Regions from separate parts of the Mus musculus genome. Here region 1 is linked to region 2. A link is a loop called in an ENCODE intact Hi-C map of the cell type or tissue named here. Cell type or tissue: gastrocnemius. All regions are shown on one strand. Each heading gives the region's core, and the rest is flanking DNA. Links, peaks and the distances in the headings are about the cores only. Region 1 holds the start of Gm29825 (predicted gene, 29825). Region 2 holds the start of Clasp2 (CLIP associating protein 2).

Region 1 (11,936 bases), core at 2,001-10,000, 370 kb before region 2:
CTCACTGCCCACCTGTATGGCCTTTCTTAGTTTCTGCTTAGATATTGGTACTGACTGCAGGGCAGTGAGAGTGCACCATACCTGGTCATGCCTCTCTCACCAGTCTGACCTTCTCTGTTTATAAAATTTTTTTTTCGGGAAAAGTGTCTATTCTAGTCTAGCAAGTAATTCACTCTACAGAAAAGAATGAACTTGAACTTGTGTTTCTCCTTCCTTCACTTCTCTAGGATAAGTATTAATAGGATGAAGCTATCCTGAGAACATTTTATGTAGAACTAAGATACAGACTTTGGGTCATGGACATCCTAAGCATGGTCTGACAATGACACAACTGAGCTACTTCATATTCTCACACTAGTTTCCCTTAATCAAACCACAGTGTAGCAAAGTGCTAACACTATAGATGAACTATGCAGAAAACACTTGAAATAATGATATTGAGTCATGTGGTTCGCTGCTGAATATATCTTCTCAGTATTCACACTTAAAATGTGGAGACTGACCACTACTGAGAGGAAAGTCTCTTGGAGCATAGAATGTACCTCCCTTTTGTATGTGTATTCCATGGAAGTGGTAGTTTACTCCTGTAGTCAGAGGCAGAGTAACCCTGTCTCAAAAGAAAAACAAACAAACAAACAAACAAATAAAACCAAAGCAAAAATATCATATATATTTTTTTTAAAATTGGATAGCAAAGATCAGTATCTAGGTGGTGACCAGAGTTCTTAGTGAATGCTTTGCCTTAGCTGTTTTGTTCTTTGTGTTCATGCTAAATAGTGTCAATCCTTTAAAGCTTTTCGCCAGGTTTTACTAGAAGGAACCAACCAAGCCTAGCATGACCTCCGTTCATATACATGTAGCCAGTTTCAATGGAGCACAGAGTCAGTAATCTGCACAAAAACATGGGCTTTTCTTTCATCCTTGTTCATGTCTGTAGGCAGGTGAATTACACTGCCCAGGTCTTCTGAGCACTGTGGTAGTCCCAGCAGTCTTTGGGATTCCTGTAGCTTTGAGTTATTACAGGCTGATGCTAGAAAACTGGAAAGTCTTCCCTGTTTTTATTTTTTACGCCCTCTGTTGGGTTAAATCTAATGCTGCACTGCATATCTAAAGATCTCTGTCACTTACTCTGAATCTTGGTTTATTCATCTGCCTAGAAAAATGCAAATCAACCTACCACATGTGGCTGTGGCAAACTTTAAACACATGAGTAAATTGTCTATTCTGACTTTTTTTCAAAACTTTTTCTCTGTAGATTGAGTTGAGTAACTTGGATATCTGTGTAGATAAGATAGGTTTAGAGGCAGCCTCGTGAACAAAACAACAAACTAAAGAGGTCACAGCTGTACACACAGGGCTACAATTTCTCACTTCAGGCATCACTTTTTTTAAGAACAAACATCTGATTTTTCAATCAATACAAGCTGATTTGCTCACTGTGGTGCAACCAGACAAAAGACAAGCAGTATTAACACAATTCATATCTAACACATGTCTTCAGCGACTGCAGGATACATACTGTTCCGGCGTTTTCTGGAGCCCACCTGTAACATACAGGAAAGAAAACACTTAAGAGACTTAGATGATGCTCAATCCTGTTTGTACAACTCTTTGGTTCACCTCTTGACAGGACATAATTGTACCAAGTTTGTCGAGCTAATCAAATCTCTTACTAATCTACTGACTCTTACTGACTATTAGAGACTCAGGGGAAATGTTCCGTATTAGTATATTATGTGATACTGACACAGAATACCTCAAGATGCCTACTTTGTGACAAAAACTAGAGTGTTTCCCATATTTACTGACTAAGTGCCACATCAGGCAACCTTATGCATTGGCTTCTACTGAAGGTTAGCTGAGTTACATGACAATATGGTGAAGCTAACACCTATTTAGTGATACTATCCCCTTTTGGGATGCACGCCAATCATTTGCATGCATCCTTATGTCTTAAGTTCTTGGCACCTGAACATGCCATGCTAGGACATATGATGCTTCCTCTACATCCATCTTTGGGGAACATAATCAGATTCAACCTAAACCACAGGCTCTAGAAGCCATAAAAGGAGTAAACGCTTATGTAAACATTCAAGTCTACATGAATGATATGCCTGCCACCTTCTGAGTGAAATTTACATACTGGTATTGAAGGCAGAATATTATTGTCCAGAAGACAGTCTGCCCTGACTCAAAGTCACTACCTGATACAGTTCTAATAAATCCCGATCTGATATAATTACATTTCCTTTTCCTCCTAAATAAAATATTTAATACATGAAACACTTAATCAACTTTACTTTTTCAAGTGTGCTATAGTCATAAACACATGCGGGAATCATTAAAGTAATTTTCTCTTATATAAAGGAAGAGGGCTTCTTACGGTCAGTGAGGATTTTGTCCGAGGACGGTCATCAGTTGAGAAGGGTGTGTCAGTACATTCTTGAGGTAGGACTAGAGGGACAGAAAGTCACTGTCAGCTCATGGCACCACTTATTTACACAAGCATTTTGACATCGATAAAAGTGTACTGAGGCAGTACATGTGATTAGATTCAGTTAGGCTACTACTGGGCTGTCTTTCCTGATGGTGAGTATAGGCAAAGACTAGAAAACTAAAAAGCTTTTTTTCCCTTTTTTTTCCTTTTGCTTTCTAGAGGACGGGAATATAAAGCAACATAAGGGTCTATGGTTTAATATGTAACTACCTAGTGCATGGATTCAGTTTGGGAGGGAGCACATCCAAGGGCAACTGTTGGTATCTAGTTATGCCTTCTATTATTTGGGGTTCTGGGGTTAGAGACAGAATATCAGGTGCAATGACAAGCACCTCTACTATCAAGACATCTCATTCTCCTCATTAAAATAAATGTCACGATGAAACCACATATGATCATCCTTCCCTTTAAGCATTTTGAAACCCAAAAGGACTGAAGAATCTCTTCATCACATCTCACAAGCATATTTCAACCTCCATCAGTTGACACATTCTGATTCTGCATTCATCATAAACACAGAATTTTAGCTTTTTAACACATACATTTTCCTGGGGAAGTGAATTTAGTATAAGGGACATGGTGTAACTATATTGATCCATTCATCCTTTGACATGCAATAATTTATTGACTTCTGGAAAACAATAATAAGTACCCTGTGCCTTGTTTCTCCTTTTATTCTCATGTGCTTTGTAGCATCCAGATTAAAAAGAACAGTGATAAGGAAGAGGAGTATCTGGATCCTGCTGGCCATTCAAGTCCTCTAACTCAGCTCTATGTGAGAGTTGCTCCAAGGGTAATGGGGGCTCTAAAAACTGGGTAGATATTCTGAGTACTTGTGTCACTCTCCCAGGTTGTGGCTCACAAGGTCTCTGCACTTTTGAGGGTAACATTTGTATTTCCACCAGATATCAATTAAAGATCTCTCTATTTGTAGTTGGCTTTAGGCCAGGTGTGAGGATAAGGATCCCAGTCCTACGCATCTGTGAGCTGACGAGAAGGGCTGGTACTTCCTTGCAATGACTAGGTTGAAATGTGACAGTGGTGTCCTGTGATAAAGTGACCATGGATTTGATGTCATAAAGTAGATAATGCCTAGGACTTCTACAGACTTGAGACATCCTGACGTGTACACTGGAAACCTACCATCTTGGTTAATTAGCTTTTCACAAATATGAACCTCTTTATATTTAGGTTTTGCCCAATTCATCAAGAAAGCTATAGCTCTCTGAAGCAGTGTCAGGATAAATAAACCACATCACACGTGAAAACAGCAGGAAGGGTTAATACATCTTTTCAGCACCATGTTTCTACACGCACAGAACGATTACCTCTGCACACTATTCTTTTTGTTCACCATATACGAACACTATGCTCACGGATTACTGTAAATAATTCCTGACTCTCTAGTTAGTTCACCAGTCTAATTCATCTATTCTCTACTTCATTTGTTGAAATAGTGATCAGTCATCCAGAACAAAATAATCAACTTATTGGGTGATACCTCACTCCAAAGAGATGTGGGTCACAATGTTACCTATTTGTGATGTCTACAATTCAGGATAAATCATAAATTATGGATTTAAATTATTCAATATGGAGTAGGTACACACTCTAAACCTTCACATATGTGGAAAAGACATACCTACATTTTAGTGAATAAATATACCTAATAAGAAAATGACACGGAATGTTTGTTAAAAATGAAAATAGGCACACATTATAGTGGGAGATTTATATCATAATTTATCCCCACCACTGTGAAGCCACTCCTTTTTTCTGAGGTTAATAATTTCAAAACAGAGAACCTTAGTTATTTCTTGGTATGTTTATGATATAGTGTTATGTCTATGAAGCACAATCTTGAGGGAGGAAATACAAATATATATAGACGCATACATACATACAAACACATTAAATTCTAATGTCAAAATATTTTGTAGACTAAAATATAATATATAATAAAACATAATTCTAGAGCCAGGCGTGCTGGTGCATGCCTTTAATCCCAGCACTTGGGAGGCAGAGGCAGGCATATTTCTGAGTTTGATGCCAGCCTGGTCTACAGAGTGAGTTCCAGGATAGGCAGCGCTACACAGAGAAACTCTGTCTCAAAAATAAAATAAAATAAAATAAAACATAATTCTAATAATACAGCAGTTATAAGTATTTACACAAAATATTTTGAGAAATATTAACCAGTCTAGTTGAAGCAAAAGCACTAAATGGCTAGTAATATCATACCTCGGGTATCACAACAGTTACCCATTATACTCAGATTCCAACACTACTATCGCTCTGTAGTTATAGACGTGTACTCTGAGGAAATCTCAAAGTATACTGGCACTCAGCTCTCAGGCCTGAACATAACTAGGTACGGGTCAGCCATAAGTCACAGAGCTTGCATAGTGAACTCATAATCATACCATGACAGCCAACATCTGCTACTTAGGCGAGTCTGCGCATACAAGTTCAGGACTACAGTGTGGGTTATTATAAATACCAATGTTCTTGATCTAAGAACGATCAACTACAAAGTTAGTTTTCTCTCATCTGCTTACATGGTTCTAAAGAACCCTGTTTAGATGCCTACTTCACAAAGGTCTTTTTCAATCTCTTTCTCACACATCAAAATGTGAGCTGTCAGCTACTGCTCCAGGGCCATTTTTGCCTGTCTGCTGCCTTGCTCCCTGCTATGATGGCTATGGATTCTAACTCCCTGAAACTTTAAACTCTAAGTTAAATATTTTCTTTAACAAGCTGACTTGGTCATGGTGTTTTATCACAAAAAAAAAAAAAAAATAGAAAAGTAACTAAGACAGCCCCAACCATGTGTCTATCTGTCCTTAATAGTTCAATTAAAGACATAATTAATGTAGAAAGATTAATTGGAGGTTTCTACCCCACTTTTGATCATTTACCTCCCAAATAAAGACACAAAACTTTTAAATTTATAATAAGCCTTAAAAGCACTAGAGCTGGGCAGATATCCACCCTTTATGCTAGTCAGTCTACTTTCCAGTCAATGATCCTCAGGGACAACTTGCCATGTTTCTCATGGCCCACTCCTTTCCAAATGTCTGGCCCTCATTGCCATGTTCTCACTTTCCACCTACCCCTGCATCTTCCTTCTTCTTCTCTTTTCTCTCCTGGTATTCTCTGCCTCAGACCCCAAGCCCCGCACCTGAAGCCTTGCCTACCTCTCTTCTGCCCAGTTACGAGTTGTCAACCTGTTTATTTAACCAATAGCTTTAAACTAAGGAGCAAGTTTCCATAGCATCACTTGGTATATGCGATGATTTCCTCTTGACCAAGGATCTCCTCATTGCAGCAGCCAGATCTTGGGGACCAGCATTGATCACTACAGTGCATAGCAACAGACCAAACGCCAACACACAATGAATACTGAAAAGCAGAAGAGAAAGAGTAATAAACTCTTTTTAAATTTTTTTTTATTTTTTTTTATTTTTCCAGCTTCAACCCCACTGGACAGGTTTCCATGAAGGTTGCCCGGGCTTCTCTTCTGCATTCCCACGGAGCACCACAAGATGGCACCATATGAAAGCCTGTTGATGTTGGATGTGGTGGTACATTGGGAAGAGGAACAAAGGTCTATTGACTCCTCCACCAAGACCATCCTCAGAATCCTATGAGGTTTAGTTTTAAACGAAGTCCTCTGGGAAACTCTCTTCCTGTCTCTGACGCCTCTTGTGCCCTGTGGCCTGCCTAACTGAGGTGTCTGCCATCTCTTACAGGGAGAGGTTGTGGAGTATGTGGACGACTTTTTAGAGATGGACGAGTCTGTCTAGTCCACAGGGGCTAAGGAACCTCTCTTCCGCGTTCCTCTTTCTTCAAGTGCCTGGGTTGTTGATATCTCACAGCCTTCTCTTCTTAAAGTAAGAAGGAAGCCACCATCTCTCCCTACCAAGGACAAGCCTGACTTCCCCTTGTTCACACTCAGTATTCACGCTTGTCTTCATGGTTACACGTCTTCATGCCTGTCTTTCCCTTCACACATGTGTTCCCTTCATCTAGTCTGTCCTCCTCAAAGTCACGTTCGTCTCCCCTCTGATCCCATGTGTCTCCCCCATGTTCAGAAAGACAGTCTTCTGTGGTCTGCTTTCTCATCCCTGAAGAAAAATCAGTATTATTTTTTAAGTAAGAAAAACACTAAAAGATGATAAATATATTTGGAGAATTTCTTTGGTCTCTCCGTCCTTCCAGACGTTCCTCTCCTTTATGCCACTTGTTAAGGACAAAAGGTGGCAGAAGATAAAGGCTGAGGTTGGGGCCTCAGGGTCACCTTCACTTGGTTCACTCGGCCTAACCTGAGCTCCTCCTTGCTCACAACAACCGAAGGTGGCCTCTGCTCAGTTTCTTGGAGTCCTCAGAATACACCAGGGGTTACAATGTCATTTAATGTGAACAGTACCCGGTTATAAGTCTCAGGGTTAGAAATGATACAGGCCAGGGGTGGATTTAGCTTTCTTTATTCTCCTAAGGCCTGTGGGGTTCCTGTTCCACATTAGGCATTTGACTGACAGCAGAGGTCCCATGCGGAGTCACCAAAGGAAAAGCTGCTTCTGTTAGTTCCTGGTCTGGGAGCTGCAACAGAATACATGACACAAGCGACTTCGGAAGGGTTTGTCTGACTCTCAGTAAGAGGGTGGACTCTATCGTGCTATCATGTCACGGTGGTGGGAGGTCACAGTGGGTGGGAGAGAGGTCACGGTGGTGGAGGTTTCGGGGGAGGGGGGGTCACAGGTGGGGTGGAGTTCACCATGGTGGGAGTTCACACTGGTGGGATGTCACAGTGGGGGTGGGAGGTCACGGAGATGGGAGGTCACCATGGTGAGAAGTGGTGCAGGGTGGATTTGGGAGGGGACGTCATGGCGGCAGGAGTCACAGCAGCTTAAGTTCATGATGGAGGGAGGTCATGGCTGCTGGAGCATCTATCTGTAGGCAGGAAGTAGAACGCTGGCGATAGGCTCACTTCTCTCTATTCCATCTGGGGTCCAGCCCCTAGACAGGCCTAGCTGCATTTACCGTGGGCTTTCCCACCTCAGGTAAGGAAACCTAGAAACCCCGTCTCAGGCCTGGAGTCTCAAGTCTTGGGTGATTCTGGATGTTGACCTTTGATGTTAACCACCCGCCCTGTCCTCACAGCTTGGAGTCTGCAGGAAGAGGAATGCTCATGTGTTTGTAGGAACCTCGGTTTCCTAGTTGTAGGATGCTGACTGGAGAACAAGCAGGGAGGAAGCAGGGAGGAGCAGGGGTTGGAATGAGGTTGACAACCGATCGGGTTGACTGATAAGGTGAGATTGGCCTTGGGGCATCAAGTCTCAGGGTGTAGCGATTGTCGATCTAGGACGCTGCAGGGAGACCTGTAGGAGAGGCATGGACCCAGGACCTAGGAGGGAAGGCTGGGCAGGCATGTGGGCCTGAGACAGATGCCCGACAGTCTGTAGTTAAGCCTTTGGGTTGTGCTGAAGGGTGCCAGCATTCGGGTTGCACGGTGGCGTGTCTGCAGGCCCCACAGTCAGTCACTCACTGCCCTGCCACAGGAAACCTGAGCAGAGGGTGTTGGGGATGGGCTGCTGCAGGGTCTCCCAGAGCAATGGCTGCATCCATTCTAAGTGGTTAGATTCTATGTGGATTTTGAAAGCGCCATCCTGGGAGTTGATAATGGGGCGTGCGTGTTGAATGTAAGAAGTCTCAAAGACGGCAGCAGAATGTGGGCCTGAAAGATAGGAAGAATGACATCTCATTTACCAACATCGGTGAGAGGCTAATACTGTCAGCGAAACAGGGTTTAGAATGGCCCAGGAGACAATCCTCTAAGCATGCCCGTGAGGGAAGGAGTTTCGATTGGTAAACGGAGGTAGAAAGACCTACCCTAACTGTGCTTGGCCCCTCTCCTGGGCTGGGGCCCAGGACTGAAAAATGAGAAAGTGAGCTGGCACGGGTGTTCATCTCTCTGCTCCCGAGGCGACTGAATGTGACCAGCTGGTACCTCGCCCCGCTTCTTCCCACAGCGGAATGTCTTCCTGAACCGTACCCTGAAATAAACCCTTCTTCCCCTAAACTGCTTCTTGTCAGTATTTGGTCACAGCCACAGGAAAGTGACTAATGGCACCAGTGGGCGGGGAAGGGATCTGGCACAGAGCTGGTGGCCTGAGGTTGGTCTGAGAGGCTCAGGATGCAGATAAAATTTGGAATCATCAGAGGGCAGAGCCTGAGGCGGGGACCCAAGTATTTTCTTCTTCACCTACTGGCTGGCCTGGAGCGTGGCCGGGGCAGGAAGGAGGCTGGGCTGGGGCGTGGCCAGGGCAGGAAGGAGGCTGGACTGGAGCGTGGTCGGGCTGAGGCTAGCTGCTTCCCCAGAATTCCAGAGAACGTCCTGGCTCCTGAATTTGCCTTAAGGCCCTTGTCTTTAGAGTTAGGGTAAATAATATGGATACTGTTTGAGTTGGGGCCTTTAAAAGTTGGGTACCCAACTCAGCAGTGTGTTCCAGTATGTTCGAGGCTGACAATGCTGTGGTTTGAAATGCTACAGTTTGTTTAATCAGCAACAGCTTGGCCTGTCCTTTAAAAACAAAACAAAACAAAACAAACACAAGATTTCTTTAAAGCAAGCAGTGTAAGTTTATGGGGATTTCCAAGTCTGCGCTGAGATGGTCTATTTATCCTTTGTGCCCCCCCCCAGGATGGAGCAAGGGCTATCTGTGAGTGACCCCATCACAATGACCCATCTGATCAACTCTAGGAAATTCCAGAAGTCTGAATGTCACACCCTAAGGGCTATCTATCACTTGTAGCCACTCAGACTCAACCTATAATCTGGTTTTGTATTTTGAGATCTGGAGCCTCGATTTATAGCCCGGTCTGGTCTTGAACTCAAGATAGTCCTCCTGTTTCAGTCCCCCAAGTGCTGGGATGATGGGTGTGAACCCCATACCAGCCTTTAGACTTGACTTCCAGAGAGGAGAGATACCAAGGAAAAGTTAGTGTATGCACGTGCATGTGAGGTTGACCAACAGCCTATCAGGTTCAAGATTACTTCTTGTTGTTTTGACACGGGGTCTCACTGTGCAGCCATGCCTAGTTTAGAACTTGCTACTTAGACCAGGCTGGCCTCAAAGACACACAGATCCCCGTGCCCTGTCTGCTGAGTGCAGGGATTAAAGGGGTGAGCCAACACACAGATTCTTTTCTTCTTCTTTTTGTTCAAGCTGAAGATGACCTTGAACCCCTGATCCTCCTGCCTTTGACCTCTCCAGTGCTGGGGTTACAGGTGTGAGCCATCACCCTTGAAATAAAGGGAACCTTGGGATGCACAGCAGGCAAGGGGTGTGTGTGTGTGTGTGTGTGTGTGTGTGTGTGTGTGTGTTTTGCACACACGCAGTATTGGGGAGTGAACCAAGGGTTTGGGCATGCTAAGCAAACACTGAGCACTGAGTTCAGTACCTGAGTATCTGTCTGAGTTCAAGACATTCTAATGGCCACTAACTGGGGCTCCAGTCACCTCTAGAATCCAGGAGAGCTGCTGGGAACATTACCCACAAAGCCTGCCCTAGGAAGGAAATGGTGCTCTTAGGAGCCCTTATTAAGGGAATGTTAAGCACAAAAATTTTATTGAACGCAACCCAGTGGCAAACAGAAAAAGATCTGTTAGATTGTCAGTGGGCAAGGGCTTATTATAGCCACTGGGGGAATGAACAGTGGCCAGTTTCTGCCAACTTTTATGGAAATAACTTTTTTTTTTAAGTTTTAAATGTGAGCTGCAAACCAAAGCTACTTCAGTTTTTTTTTTTTAAATCAATACTTAAACTGTGGGGAGAAGATGGATTGGTGCCAGAGAAAACATTCTCACTTAATAGTGTTTGAACATGGATGGCAGCACAGTTGGTAGCGAGGCTGTGAGAAGAAACCACAACTAATCGTTCATCGCAGCTGTCTGAACTCTTGATCATCTGCCATCCCCCAAACAGCGACTTCTTTTTTCTGGTGACTCCAGACTTGAATGACCTAGTGTGGGGGAGTAGAAGCTATGTACACGGGGTGGGGTGGGGAGAAACTTAAGTGAGCCCCAGTCAGAAGGTTTATATATTGCCCTTCCTGTCTGCAGCCAGGGGCAGGACCAGTCCCCGGCTGCCTTGGTAGCATGTTCCTGCAAGAACAGACACCAGGGTAGCTCAGGCTTGCCTGAGCTGACCAACTCATACCCACTCAGGGCAGTGGGGGCTGACCCACTCATACCCACTCACTCAGGGCAGTGTGGGCTGACCTACTCATACCCACTCACTCAGGGCAGCGTGGGCTGACCCACTCATACCCACTCACTCAGGGCAGCGTGGGCTGACCCACTCATACCCACTCACTCAGGGCAGCGTGGGCTGACCCACTCATACCCACTCACTCAGGGCAGCGTGGGCTGACCCACTCATACCCACTCACTCAGGGCAGCGTGGGCTGACCCACCCATACCCACTCACTCAGGGCAGCGTGGGCTGACCCACTCATACCCACTCACTCAGGGCAGCGTGGGCTGACCCACTCATACCCACTCACTCAGGGCAGTGTGGGCTGACCCACTCATACCCACTCACTCAGGGCAGCGAGGGCTGACCCACTCAAATCCAGCCAGGCAGCAATGCTGTGCGGGTGCTTTTTGTTTTTTGTGCGAGTGCTTTTGAAAAATCTCTCGGTAAGGTCAACAGCTCTCTCCTAGTACCTCAGAGCATCTGCCACAGACTCCTGGCTTGGGTCACTGGTGGCTTTGGTTCAGTGCCTTCTTGGAGCTAGTATGCAAGATATCAGTGCCTCCGTTTACAAGGTGAAGGTAGCCATAAGTTGTGGTGGTTCATGCCTGCAAGCAGGAGCCTGAGCAAGGAAGAACATGAGTTCAAGGCCAACACAGGGGGTTCTAGGCCAGCCTGGGCTAAATAGCAGGATTGTATCTTAGAAGCAAAAGGAACAGAGGGAGGACTGGGAAGCAGTTCAGCTGGCACGATGCTTGGCGTGTAAACTCCTGGACCTGAGTTTGATGCCAGCAGCGTGTGAGAGGCCAACAGATGTAGTGGTGTGTGGTTATACTCCCGGCACCGGGGAGGTGGGAACAGGCGTGTTTGTGGGATTCATTGGCTGGCCAGCTGGCCTCCCTAGATCCCAGAGAAAGACGCTGTCTCAAGTACCACGGCTCCTGAGGGATGGCACTTAAGGCTGACCTCTACCAGCACAAGTATGTACACACAAAGGAAAGGGATTAGTAAATATGGCTGGTAAATGCAAAATAGAGTTTTGTTTCCCACAGTAACGGTGAGCAGCAGCCGGAAATGTTATTTCTGGCCCTGCCTACCCCTTGAGTTAGGGTGGTATGTTCAGTCTCTGTCTTGGATTAAATTAGAACTTGGAAAATAGTTGGGAAAGGAACCTTTTTTTT
Region 2 (11,751 bases), core at 1-8,000:
GGTGTGGCTCAGCCCCTTAGCACATACCTTTAATCCTTCTGGCTGAAATACAGACATGCCCTTAGTACACATCTTTAATCCCAAACAAGGAAGGTAAATTTAGTTTGTAGAAGGAAGCACCCATGTTTGAAAGTGATGTCTAATTGAGTGGTAGACAAAGTGATGAATCAGAGAAAGATCTGACATAATAAGCTATGTCCAACTCTCACAAGAAGAGAGAGGATAGGGAAGCTACTTGAAAGGCAGTGCAGAGAAGACAAAGGAGGCAGCTTTTCCAGATAGACAGGATGCAGAGGAAGAACAAGCTAGACACAGGTGAAGACAAAACAAGTCAGAGGATGAGAAGGAACCAGAAGATTAGAACAGATTGCTGGAGTTATTTTGAGGTCAAGCAGAGCAAAAAGAAGAGGGAAGAAAGGGGGGGGGGGAGAAAGAGGGAGGAAGCAGGCTAGATTGAATCAGTCATTGTGGAGAGGGGTTTTGAGCCAGAACAGCTCAGTTGAGTTGAATCAGACATCAAGTTCAGAAAGAAGCCGAAAACATTCTAGGCCTAGATAAGATTATACAGAGCTTAGATGCTTCCAGGGCTAGGCCTAGGTTAGCAGACAGAGTCAGCAATTGGAGACAGCAATTACTTTAGGAGAATAAAAGTTATGATTACAAGTTATTATTTTCAGGGCTATACAGAGAAACCCTGTCTTGAAAAACCAAAAAGAAAAAGAAAAAAAAAAAAAACAAGTTATTCTTTTCAGTCAGTTTGCTGTTATATTTATAGGCAAATGTAATTTTTTTTTACTCCTTAAGAAGTACAAATTAAAAAGAAAGAAAAACTGAACATTCCCATTCTCTTCTACTAATTTACCAGGGCTCTGACCTAAGCCAAACACGTCTTAGATCATCTTTTCTACAAAAAAAAGGACATAAGGTCACAGATACCGTGCAAACTTAGCCCTTAAGACAGACCCTGAGACTCACAAGGCCTGCTTTTAAAAGTTGTTCCTCATTTTTGTAAGAAGGAAACTGTATTAACATAATATTGCCACAAAATCTACAAGGCTTTTGGAAAAACTCAAAACACAAAGTCTATATATCACATATTACTAACTCGCATGAGTTTAAGTCTTTAGTTATGACTTCACCAAGAGAGTTAAGATCCCAATCATCTAAACATTTTAACTTTGATATCAAACAACCTTTCCAATGGGACGTAGTCAAAACCAGACTTTTCCATGCCTTTGTTCTCCTGGTCTCCAAACTTAGCAGGCAGCATGCCTATCCTATTGCTCAAGAAGGCAGTATCCCTAATTACGGTTTCTCTTAACTCTCACACCAATCCAAAAACAACGACATACTGGACCTACCAAAAAATTATGTCAAGTGGTTAGCTGGTGGTACACACCTCTAATCCCAGAACTCAGCAGGTGGATCTCTGTGAGTTCCTGACCAGCCAGAGCTACATAGAGACCCTGTGTCCTAGTTTCTGTTCTACAGTTATGAAGAGAAACCACAGCCAAAGCAGTTTATAGAAGAAAGCACTTAATTGAAGGCTTGCTTACAGTTTCAGAGGACCAGTCCATCAGAGCAGGGAGCAGACTAGCATGACACTCAAACAGTAGCTGAGGGCTTACATCCTGAACTGAAAACTGGGAGAGGTGAGACCAAGCCTGGTGTGGGTTTGTGAACCGCCAATGCCCTCCCTCAGTGACGCACCTGCTCCAACAAGGACACACACACACACACACACACACACCTCTCCTAATCCTTCCTCAACAGTCCACCACCTGGAGACGGGAGTACTCAAGACTCAAATATATTAGCCTAAGGGAGCCACTGTCATTCAAGTCACCACATCCTGTCTCAAAAAAAAAAGAAAGAAAGAAAGAAAGAAAGAAAGAAAGAAAGAAGAGGAGGAGGAAGAGGAGAAGAGAGAAAAGAAAAAGAAAGAGAAAAGAAACAGAAAAAAAAAATCACAGCACTGTCTCTGCTACCAAACCAGGCCTTACTACCAAGGATTTCTTCTGCTATTCCTTTCCTTTCCAACAAAGAACTAAAGGACTGTCCCTCATATAAAGCCTACCACATTTAAAATAGGATCATGTGGCCTTAGATGTACAGTAAAATAGAGGCCAACCTAAGCCCCAGGAAACCCTGTTTCGAAAAAATAAACAAACTTAAACCCTGTACATCTGTATATCCACTGGCCTCCAACTTTATCTTAACACCATACTAATTATACTCTAGCTATGAGGGCTGGAGAGATGGCTTGGCAGTTAAGACCACTGGCAGCTCATCCATAGGACCCAGGTTCTATTCCCAGCATCCACATGGCAGCTCACAACTGTCTGTAAATCAAAGGATGCAAATGCCTTCTTCTGGTATCTGTGGGCACAAGCCATGCACACATACACAGACATGCATGCATTTAAAACAGCCACACACATATACAATAAAACAAAAAATAATTTTTTAAAAACTAAAAATAACCAGGAGTGGTGGCACATACCTTTAATCCCAGTCCTTAGGTGAGAGAAAGGAGGCAGATACAGGCCTATCTCTGTGAATCTAAGGATAACCTAGTGTACACAGTGACTTCTATGCTAGCCAGGGCTACATAGTGAGAAGTGAAATCTTGTGTCAATAAGTAAGTAAACAAATAAAACCCAAATAACAGGCTCACTAGAATAGAATACCCTCTAACAAACATTAGAAAAGGTTTTATGCTAAAATATTAAGTACTGAGAACTAGTAATTTCTGAAGGAGAAAACTGGGTGATGAGTGTCCTTGAGTAGAGAAGAAGGCGTGGCATCTAATGGCAGAACCAAGGAACTGACCTAAGGAAGACAGGTGACTCATTCATGTACCAGAAATAAAGACTAATGAGCAGCGCTACCAGAAAGTGTTTGACAAAGCTGTAAGGCCTGTGGCACTTCCAACTGCTTAAGTTGTCTCAGGCTAAGTATCTTGTAAGGAACATGGAAAGAATGTGTGAACATCAGATACTTCCTGGAAGGACTCTAGCCAGTTAGCTGGATGCTCAGAGATGTGACAACAGAGTTGACAACTGTGGTATCACTACTGCCACTTGTGGACAAACATCTGAGGGCTGCAAAGGCTCCAAGGCAATCCACTGTCAGTGTGGAGAACGAAGCCCAGCAGCTTCCTCTAGAGACAGTGAGCCAACATTACTAACGGGCTGACTTCCCACAATAGCCAGTGCTGCAACACAGCACAAAACAGCCATGCTGAGCACACATGTGCCTTGCTTACACAGTAAGGGGAGCTAGGTAATTTCTTCAAAAGAAATTAATACTCCCTGTATTTTAGTAAATATTAGCTTTCCCCAAGCCCCCTACCCCCCCCCCTTTTTTTGAGACAGGGCCTCATCATATAGTCCAATCTGGCCTTAAACATTATAGGGGAAATATTTTCTTCAGTGATGCAGTCACTAATAAGATGCCCATGTTCCTTTATTGAACCCTTCACCCATACTCCTTTAAATAACCTTAAGCTTACTGATTCATTTAATCAAAAAAAAAAAAGATACAAAGGTAGAGAGGAACTATATGGAAATAGCAAGAGTGGGAAATAGCGGTGAAAGTGAACAACGTACATTACACAGATGCATGCATGAAGATGCCAGTGAAACCCATTATGTACATTTGATAATATGTGCTAGGAAAACTTTATTTTAAATCTTGCTAAGTCTAACCTTCCAACAATTCCATAAAGATCTCATCATTAAAACTGCTTTTCTTGTCTCTATAGATAGAAGCTTTCAAAGTACAGCCTATTTGCTGGATACATCACTAAGAATCGTTCCATCCACGGGAGCTCCCGCCTGCATTTTAAAGCAATACTGCCACCAGAAGACTAAAAAGAAAAGTAACCACTAACAACTCCAACTAATTACAGAATATTCACTTTTCTCCATCGGTGGCTACATAACAACTCCCTGATGCTGACCGGACACCCATTCCTCCTCGTACCTTACCGCACTCCTCCCCATTCCCGCTTCGTTTGCAGCATCAACTAAACCATAGTGTTTCAAATCTAAGTTCGTCCCAACTGCGGGAAAACAAGAGAACTGATGAGTGGTCAACGGCTTTCTGCTGTCAATTAAGGGAAATGTGAATAAATGCCATGAGATGAGCAGTCCTTCCGTGCGAAGGACCTGAATACGCGCTAACGGTGCTTTTGGGTGATCTCAACCTTCACGTAAAGACTACGAAAGAAAAGAGGGAGAAAGGGAGAGGGGAGAGGAAAAGAGAGGAGGGAGACGGGGAGGGAACGACAGAGGAAAGAGAGGGAGGAAGAGAGAAGCAAAAAAGAAAAAAAAAGGAAGAGAGGCGGAGAGGGATGAAGAGAGGGTAGAGAGAAAAGAAACTGGAGATTAAGTATAACAGCAAGAGATGAACTTGACGGTCCAACTTCACGCCGTACTCAAACGCCCCATCTCAGCGCAGGCGTTGCCATCGGGCGTAGACAAACGTTACAAAGTCTTAAAGCCTTGGGCCGCAAGTTACCACTTTGTAAAGCGCCAAGCAACACAGCAACGTGTCACCGAACCGCCGCCTGGGGCCGTACCCCAAGCCCTGGGGGGCGATGCCAGCGCGTCCCCGGACCCCGGCGGCAGCGCGCCCGCCCGCCCCGGCCGCGCGCCCGTTCGCACCGCCGCTCACCCGGTAGTTGCTCGAGCCCACCCAGCGGGTGAGCGCGTCCACGGTCTTAGCCAGGCGGCTCGGATCGTCCTCCAGGTCCGGGATGGCTCCGGGCGTGCCGAGGCAGAGCAGCAGCTCCTCGCCCGCCTGCAGCCGGCCGCTCACGTCCTTCTGCAGCACTTGGGCGCAGAAGTACTCGGCGCCGCGGGGCTCCATGGCCGCGCCCGCCACCCCTCACACGCCCGTCGCCCCTTACACGCCAACTTTCCTCGCAGCACCGCCGAGGCGCGGCGGTGAAGCCTCCGGGACGCGCCGACACGCAGAGACGCCGCTGCCTGGGGTGCGGCGGCCGGCGGGGGACGGCCCCCCTAAACTAATCAAACTCGGCGCCCCCCGGTCCCAGCCCCGCTTCAGAGGCTGCGGCTGCCGGCGACGTCAGCGCGCGCGTGACGTCAGAGCGACGCGCCCGGCCTCCAGCCCGGCCTCCCGGCGCGCCCGAGCCCCTGTGGGCTGCGGCCTGTGGCGCTACTGATGGCCCGAGCCTTGGGCTGTCGGGGCCGTGTGGGTCGCCTCGCGTGGGCGACCCTGGAAGGCCAGTGTGGGAATTCCGGCATCTCCGGCGATTCGCTCCGCCGCCATCATCAAGACTCAAAACTTTTTGGTACTTCTCTCCCTGCCCCGCCCCTGCCGTCTCTTAAAACCGGAATACACGGGTCGCGTTCTTCCTCGGCACAGGCCTGGCTGTCCCTTCCTGCTGCCACCCCCACAGTCGCCCTGGAGGACTTTCTGTTTCCAGTTGATACCGAGGTTTTGCAAATGGATCCACATTTTCTCTTGACGCACTTTCACCTCCCACCCTCACTTCGGGAAGCCCCCAGACCGCCGTTACCCACTAACCACCTCTGCCCTGGGCGACTTTAATTTGATTTTTGTTTGGACAGAGACTAAAGGCAGCACAGGATGTCCTCGAACTCACCCTACAGTATGGTCTTACATTTCTGGCCCTACCCCTGCCTCCCAAGCCTGAGCCACAGAACTCGAGTTTTGTTTGGGGATGGCTGGGGCCGTTAACTTATAAGATTTCTTTTTATTTCATGTGTACGTGTGTGCACCTGAGTGTGCCCGCTTGCAGAAACCAAAAGTTCCAGGAAGTCAGATCTGGATGGAGTTAAGTGGCAGTTGTAAGCCACCTGATGTGAATGCTGGGAACTGAACCTGGGTTCTCTGCAAAAGCAGCAAACCCTCTTAACTGCTGAGCCATCTCTCCAGCCCAGTGTTGTAGAGAACAGGTTTAGCTGTGACACTTGGACGAGTCGGGAACTCAGTCTCTTGCATTCTAAACTTATTTCTAACATGGTAGGGTAATTTTCCATTTTTTAAAGTTATGTAACTCCACACTGTGTTCTTTTTCCTTTCCTCCCCCTCTCCCAGTTTCTTTAACCCTGATCCCAATATCCCTAGGGCTCAATCTGCTGCTGTAATCTTTGGGTCTAACTTCTCATAGCAAAATGTTGGTATTTCATTCCATGAAGTACGTATCTTAAAAGTCTCTACCTTTTTATACTTAATCCTTCCCCGTTATACTCTGACTTGTTGATCCATCCGTCCATATAGCAATAGGCCTCTGGGTTGTTTGCAGTTTTCCATAATGGTTGGCATAAGCACCTGAGTTTGGGTGCCCTTGGAGGCAGAGGCATCATCAGATCTCTTGCAGATGACTTAGATTCGATTCCCAGGATCCACATGGCAGCTCACAACCATCTAGCTACAGTTCCAGAGGATCCGATGCCCTTTTTGACTTCTAAAGGCGCCAGGCAATGCCCATGGTACAAGTACATAAAATACCCATAACACATTAAAAGTACACATACAAATAAATGTTTTTAAAGTATTTTGAATTTTTAAAATATCATCCCTTAAATAACACAGGTGTTGCTTTGAATGTTGCCATTTAGGAACTGTCTTTCTCTTGGTGGAGCACCCCAGTAATCCTAGCACATGGGCAGCAGGAGGGTCAGGAGTTCAAGACCAGCCTAGGCTACTGAGATCTTCTTTCAAAACACAACAGGAGCCGGAGAAATTGCTCAGAGGTCAAGAGTGTTTGTTCTTGCAGAGACCCAGGCTTGAGTCCCAGCACCTACACGGCAACCCACAGTTGTCTGTAACCCCAGTCCTAGGGGGTCTAACCCTCTCTTTTAGTCTCCTTGGCCAATGGCATGCATGGAGTGCATATACAGATATGCAGGAAATACAGTCATACACATAAACCTTTAAAAACACAAAGGTGCAGGGAAATGAAAGGGTTAGATGGAAATTTAGAAAATAAATTGATATACTGAACCTCCCTTCATGATCAGTCACGAGAATGCATCTAGAAACATGTCTATTTTTAACAGGACTGGAATGGTGTATTGAAACACAGGAGCCTGACTTCCCAGCCTATTTATCTGGGAAAATAGTGGAAACTCTGAGTAAATTTTTTTCTAATGGGAGTTTATTGTCCATACAAAAGCTAGGAAAGAAGTGACCACATGGCTAGTTTGAAGTCATATTTTCAACAAATGTCCACCAAGAAAGGCATTGTGTTCTCTCCTGGGTGGGGTATTAGGGAACAAGTGGGAGTGGCTTACTCAAGATTTGGCACAGCCCAACTGGAAACAACACAGATGTTGGCACACAGTAGAGTTCTCGTAGCAGTATCAGTAGAATGACTCCATGAGGACAGAAGTGGTTAGACACTTGCCTGGCTGGGAAAGAGGAAAGAAGACGGATCCGAAACAGCAGTTGAGTTGTAATACTTGGAACTGCGAGTTCCTCATGTGACATCTCCACACCAACAATGGTTTTGACCTCCTGACTCCTCATTGTGTGCGGGAGTGCAGGACTCCTTCCTGTAGCCCTTTAATTGGAAAAGAGCCTCGACTGGATTTTTTTAAGATTATGAGCTAACTGCTTATAAGGGAGAAGTCAAATCCAGAAGGAATTTAAGCTCCTCTGTGGGAAAAGAGCTCAACACCAACATTTTGGTTTCAGAAACAGGAATGTCAAAAATGCTGAATCTGCACTCAGGGCAGAAGGTTCCATTTTGCTTTGTTCTGAAATTTTTATTACATTATTTATTGGGGGAAGGGGGCATGGCAAAAGCATGGAGTTGTGCATGTTCCCACTTGAAAATACAATATAAAAGTAAATATGAGTTGTCAGCCTCCAACGCAGTTCCCCCATCTTCACCTGTAGATTTGCATGTTCTCAGACTGGCTCTCTACGGTGATCGTAGCTGACCTATGAAAATGAAAGACAGCTATGCAAGTAGCGTTTGACTTCTTTTTTTTTTTTTTGTTTTTTTTGTTTTTTTTGTTTTTTCGAGACAGGGTTTTTCTATAGCCCTGGCTGTCCTGGAACTCACTCTGTAGACCAGGCTGGCCTCGAACTCAGAAATCCGCCTGCCTCTGCCTCCCAAGTGCTGGGATTAAAGGCGTGCGCCACCACGCCCGGCTCGCGTTTGACTTCTTAAATAATTCTTGAGAGGAAGCCAATTGCCCTGTCAAGACAACAGGGCAACTGCTCCTTGGTAAAAGCCAGGAGATGACGAGACCTTGGAGCCTCCCTGTGGCCTTCAGACAATCACAGCCTTGGCTGCTGTCTTAGCTGTCACCTCAGGAAAGAACCAGAGCCAAATAGTGGGAGAGTCTCTCAAGCTGCTGCCCCGCTGAGCTGTGAGAGATGATGAATGGTACCCTTGTTCTAGGCTAGTCAGAGTGAGGCAATTCACCCCAAACCACAGATGGTGAATACAGCAAGTCAGGCAAGCAGACGTGCAGCACAAACTTTTAGTATATTTTTCTTATCAGAAAGCTCTGCTAAGTGAAATGGAAACGTGCCATTTAAAACATACATTTGCAGGCAACAGGGACGTGATTTTATTTCAGGACTTTGTAGATATTTTTTTGTTACAAAATATTTTTAAAATGGTCTTTCATCAAGTGGAAATTCTTAACACTGGATTGGTGGGTCCTTGTAGACTTTCAGGAAGCCTCCTGTTCATGCAATGGGATGGTATCTTTACAGTTTGTTTTTCAGAAATCTAACAGGTTCTCATCCTTGCTTTGGAAAAAGAGTAATAATTGATTAAAAATATCCAAACTGAGACCAATCCCGTGGGCAAGAACCAATCCCTAACACTATTAACAATACTCTGCTATGCTTGGAGGTGGGATCCTAGCATAACTGTTCTCTGAGGCTTCACCCAGCAGCTGACTGAAACAGATGCAGAGACCCATAGCCAAACATCAGATGGAGCTCATGGAGTCTTGGGGAAGAGTTGAGGGACCCAAAGAGGACAGGGACTCCACAGGAAGACCAACAGAGTCAACTAATCTGGACCCTTGGGGACGCCCAGAGACTGAATCACCAATCAAAGAGCTAGCATGGGCTGGACCTAGGCCCCCTGCAGACATGTACAAGATGTGCAGCTTGGTCTTCATGTGGATCCCCCAACAATTGGAATGGGGGCTGTTCCTGAATCTGTTGCCTGTCTGTGGATCCTGTTCCCCTAGTTGGGCTGCCTAGTCTGGCCTCAGTAGGAGAGGATGTACCTAGCCCTGCAGAGATTTGATGTGCCAGTGTAGAGTGATACCCAGGAAGGGGTCTCCTCCTTCTCAGAAGAGAAGGGGGATGCAAAAGGAATTGTGGGAGGGGAGGCTGGGAAGAGGGGGGATATTGGGATGTAAAGTGAATAAATAAATTAATGAAAAAAATAGTATGTTGAGGGGTTGGAGAGATGGCTCAGCAGTTAAGAGTGCTAACTGCTCTTCCAGAGGACCTGGGTTCAATTCCCAGAACCCCAATGGTAGCTCACAACTGTCAGAAACTCCAGTTCCAGTGGTATCCAGTGTCCTCTTCTGGCCTTCTCAGGCCTTAGGCACACAGGTAGTGCACAGACATACATGCAAGCAAAAACTCATACACACAAAATTTTTTTTAAAAAAATGTAAGCATCATTTAAGAAGCTAGGGGTTTAGCTTAGTTGCAGAGTATTTGAAGGAAAAAAAGTGACATTTAAAGTCAGTATCGTGACACATAACTGCAATGTCAGGATTTGGGAGACTGAAGCAGGGGGAAGTCACAAAATTGAGACCATACTGGGCTACATTGCCAGACCCTTCCACAGGAACAACAACAAAAAGTGACATTCAAATCAAATTATGCAACTGTCTAAGGAAACTGTGGGTGCCCTGACTAAAACATGATAAAATATACAGCTCAATTTAAAATTGCTCAGAACTTTGATATTGATTTTTAATTACCTTGGGAAACTGAAGAGGAAGGAAAGAAGTTAGTGATACTTTAAATAATAGATATTTCCAAATTTGTTTAGGACAGAAAACAAGTTGCCAATCTGAAAATTTGTTTTCCTGTAAAAATAATATTTAAATATCATTCGGGATCATACATGATCCATACACAACAGCCGTTTCCTTTCATTTAAATAAATATATGTTATTGGCAAGGCAATTGTTAATTTGTTTTTAACTTAACCTCTTGGATATCCTATTACTGCCCTGTGTCCTGGAGACTGCAGCTTTAGATCTGCAGAACTTGACCCTTCATGAGCTCCAGCAGTTCATGAATGGGGGTTGGGTGGGCCAGCTCAAAGCCCTGGATTGGGCCTTAGTGGTAACTGAGCAGCACTGTCCCAGCTAGCTTACCCAATGCTGCAGCCATCAAGGAGTGGGGCCCACTCTCCTGTTCTCATGCCCTCAGGGCTGGCTAACCTGCCCCTTAGCCACCAGGGCCAGCTCCACTGTACTGCCCAGGTAAGGTACAGGCCCAGCTCTCCTGGGTGCTGCAGCTGGCCAGTGTGAGTGATGGGGCCTGCCTGGAGCAGGTAGCAAGTGGGGGAGGGGTCTCTCTCTCTCTCTCTCTCTCTCTCTCTCTCTCCCTGCTGGCAATTGTTAATTTGTAATGGGGACATCTATAAAGGTATTAGTATGAAATAAATGATAAGAATCATTTTCAGGAAGATAAGTCTTAGCTGGGTGTGGTAATGCATACCTGTAATCCAGCCCTCGGGAGCTTGGTAGGCAGAGGAAGGCAGTGCATGCCTAATGTGTTCCACAGTAAATTCCTGGCTGGGTGGTGCTACATAGTGGGACCCTTTTTCAAAAAGAACAGTCTTTAGCACTCAGAATTTTCCAGAAACAAATATATGGGCACATGTAGAGATGAAACCAAGTATATGACAGAATCCCAGACTAGCCCAACTCTGTCCCAGAACACTTTGTTGCAAACAGTTCTTTTTCTGCTTTCTGGGAAGGGCAGCAAAAGGTACATGTTGTTTCTGAAACTCCATAGACTCACTCTGTAGACCAGGCTGGCCTCAAACTCAGAAATCCGCCTGCCTCTGCCTCCCAAGTGCTGGACTAAAGGCGTTCATCACCACTGCCTGGCTGAGAGAGAGAGATTCTTAAAAGTCTAGTGGTGGTACACATCTTTAATCTCAGCACTCAAGAGGCAGAGATGGGCCTGGAGAGATGGCTCAGTGGTTAAGAGCACCAACTGCTCTTCCAGAGGTCCTGAGTTCAAATCCCAGCACCCACATGGTGGCTCATGACCATCTGTAGTGGTATCTGATGCCCTTTCCGGATATGTCTGAAGACAGCTACAGTGTACTCACATACATACAATAAATAAATCGTTAAAAAAAAAAAGTCAGATCTTTGAGTTCTATGCCAGCCTGATCTACAGAGTGAGTTCCAGGACAGCCAGAGAAACCCTGCCTCAAAAAAAATCAGAAAAGAAAAGAAGCAAAAGGAAAGCAAAAAGGGAGGGAGGGAGGGAGGGAGGGAGGAAAGAAAGAAACTTATCTGCCCATCCTCCTTTGAGTTGCTATGAGGGTAAGGGGGCCGGCTGCTTGGTTTGACCTGAGTGCCTCAGTTTTAGCTCTTACTGAGCTGGGCACGAGGAAGGCCTAGACACAGGAAAACAGAGCTGGTTATCCTTGGGATTGTTCTTGTTATGCTGGCAGCCAGAATCCTTTCTTCTCTATGTTGGGGACATATGGTCAGGTCCTAGTAACGAGTAAGTCCTGTC

The links. Peaks named below come from ENCODE experiments on the same cell type or tissue, not always from the same donor. Only the 100,000 strongest peaks of a DNase experiment are listed, where the experiment ranks them.
Region 1: it touches region 2 in a loop (5-fold over the local background); 8 of 42 quality-filtered maps call a loop at or near these places.

Annotation. Positions count from the first base shown.
Region 1 is chr9:114,110,988-114,122,923 of GRCm38, reverse strand. Gm29825 (predicted gene, 29825) reads right to left here and starts at 4,836. Exons shown (of 27, transcript NM_001378688.1): 1 at 4,739-4,836; 2 at 2,384-2,454; 3 at 1,520-1,544. The coding sequence starts at 4,763. In gastrocnemius, for the core only: a CTCF peak has its summit at 6,044 (motif pointing right); DNase peaks (open chromatin) are centred at 6,037 and 7,275.
Region 2 is chr9:113,734,805-113,746,555 of GRCm38, reverse strand. Clasp2 (CLIP associating protein 2) reads right to left here and starts at 5,083. Exons shown (of 40, transcript NM_001114347.1): 1 at 4,681-5,083. The coding sequence starts at 4,875. Gm38623 (a long non-coding RNA gene) reads right to left here. Exons shown (of 4, transcript XR_001779313.2): 3 at 10,714-10,815; 4 at 6,733-7,941. In gastrocnemius, for the core only: a CTCF peak has its summit at 3,867; DNase peaks (open chromatin) are centred at 3,934, 4,729 and 5,093; H3K4me3 peaks cover 2,581 bases; H3K27ac peaks cover 4,277 bases.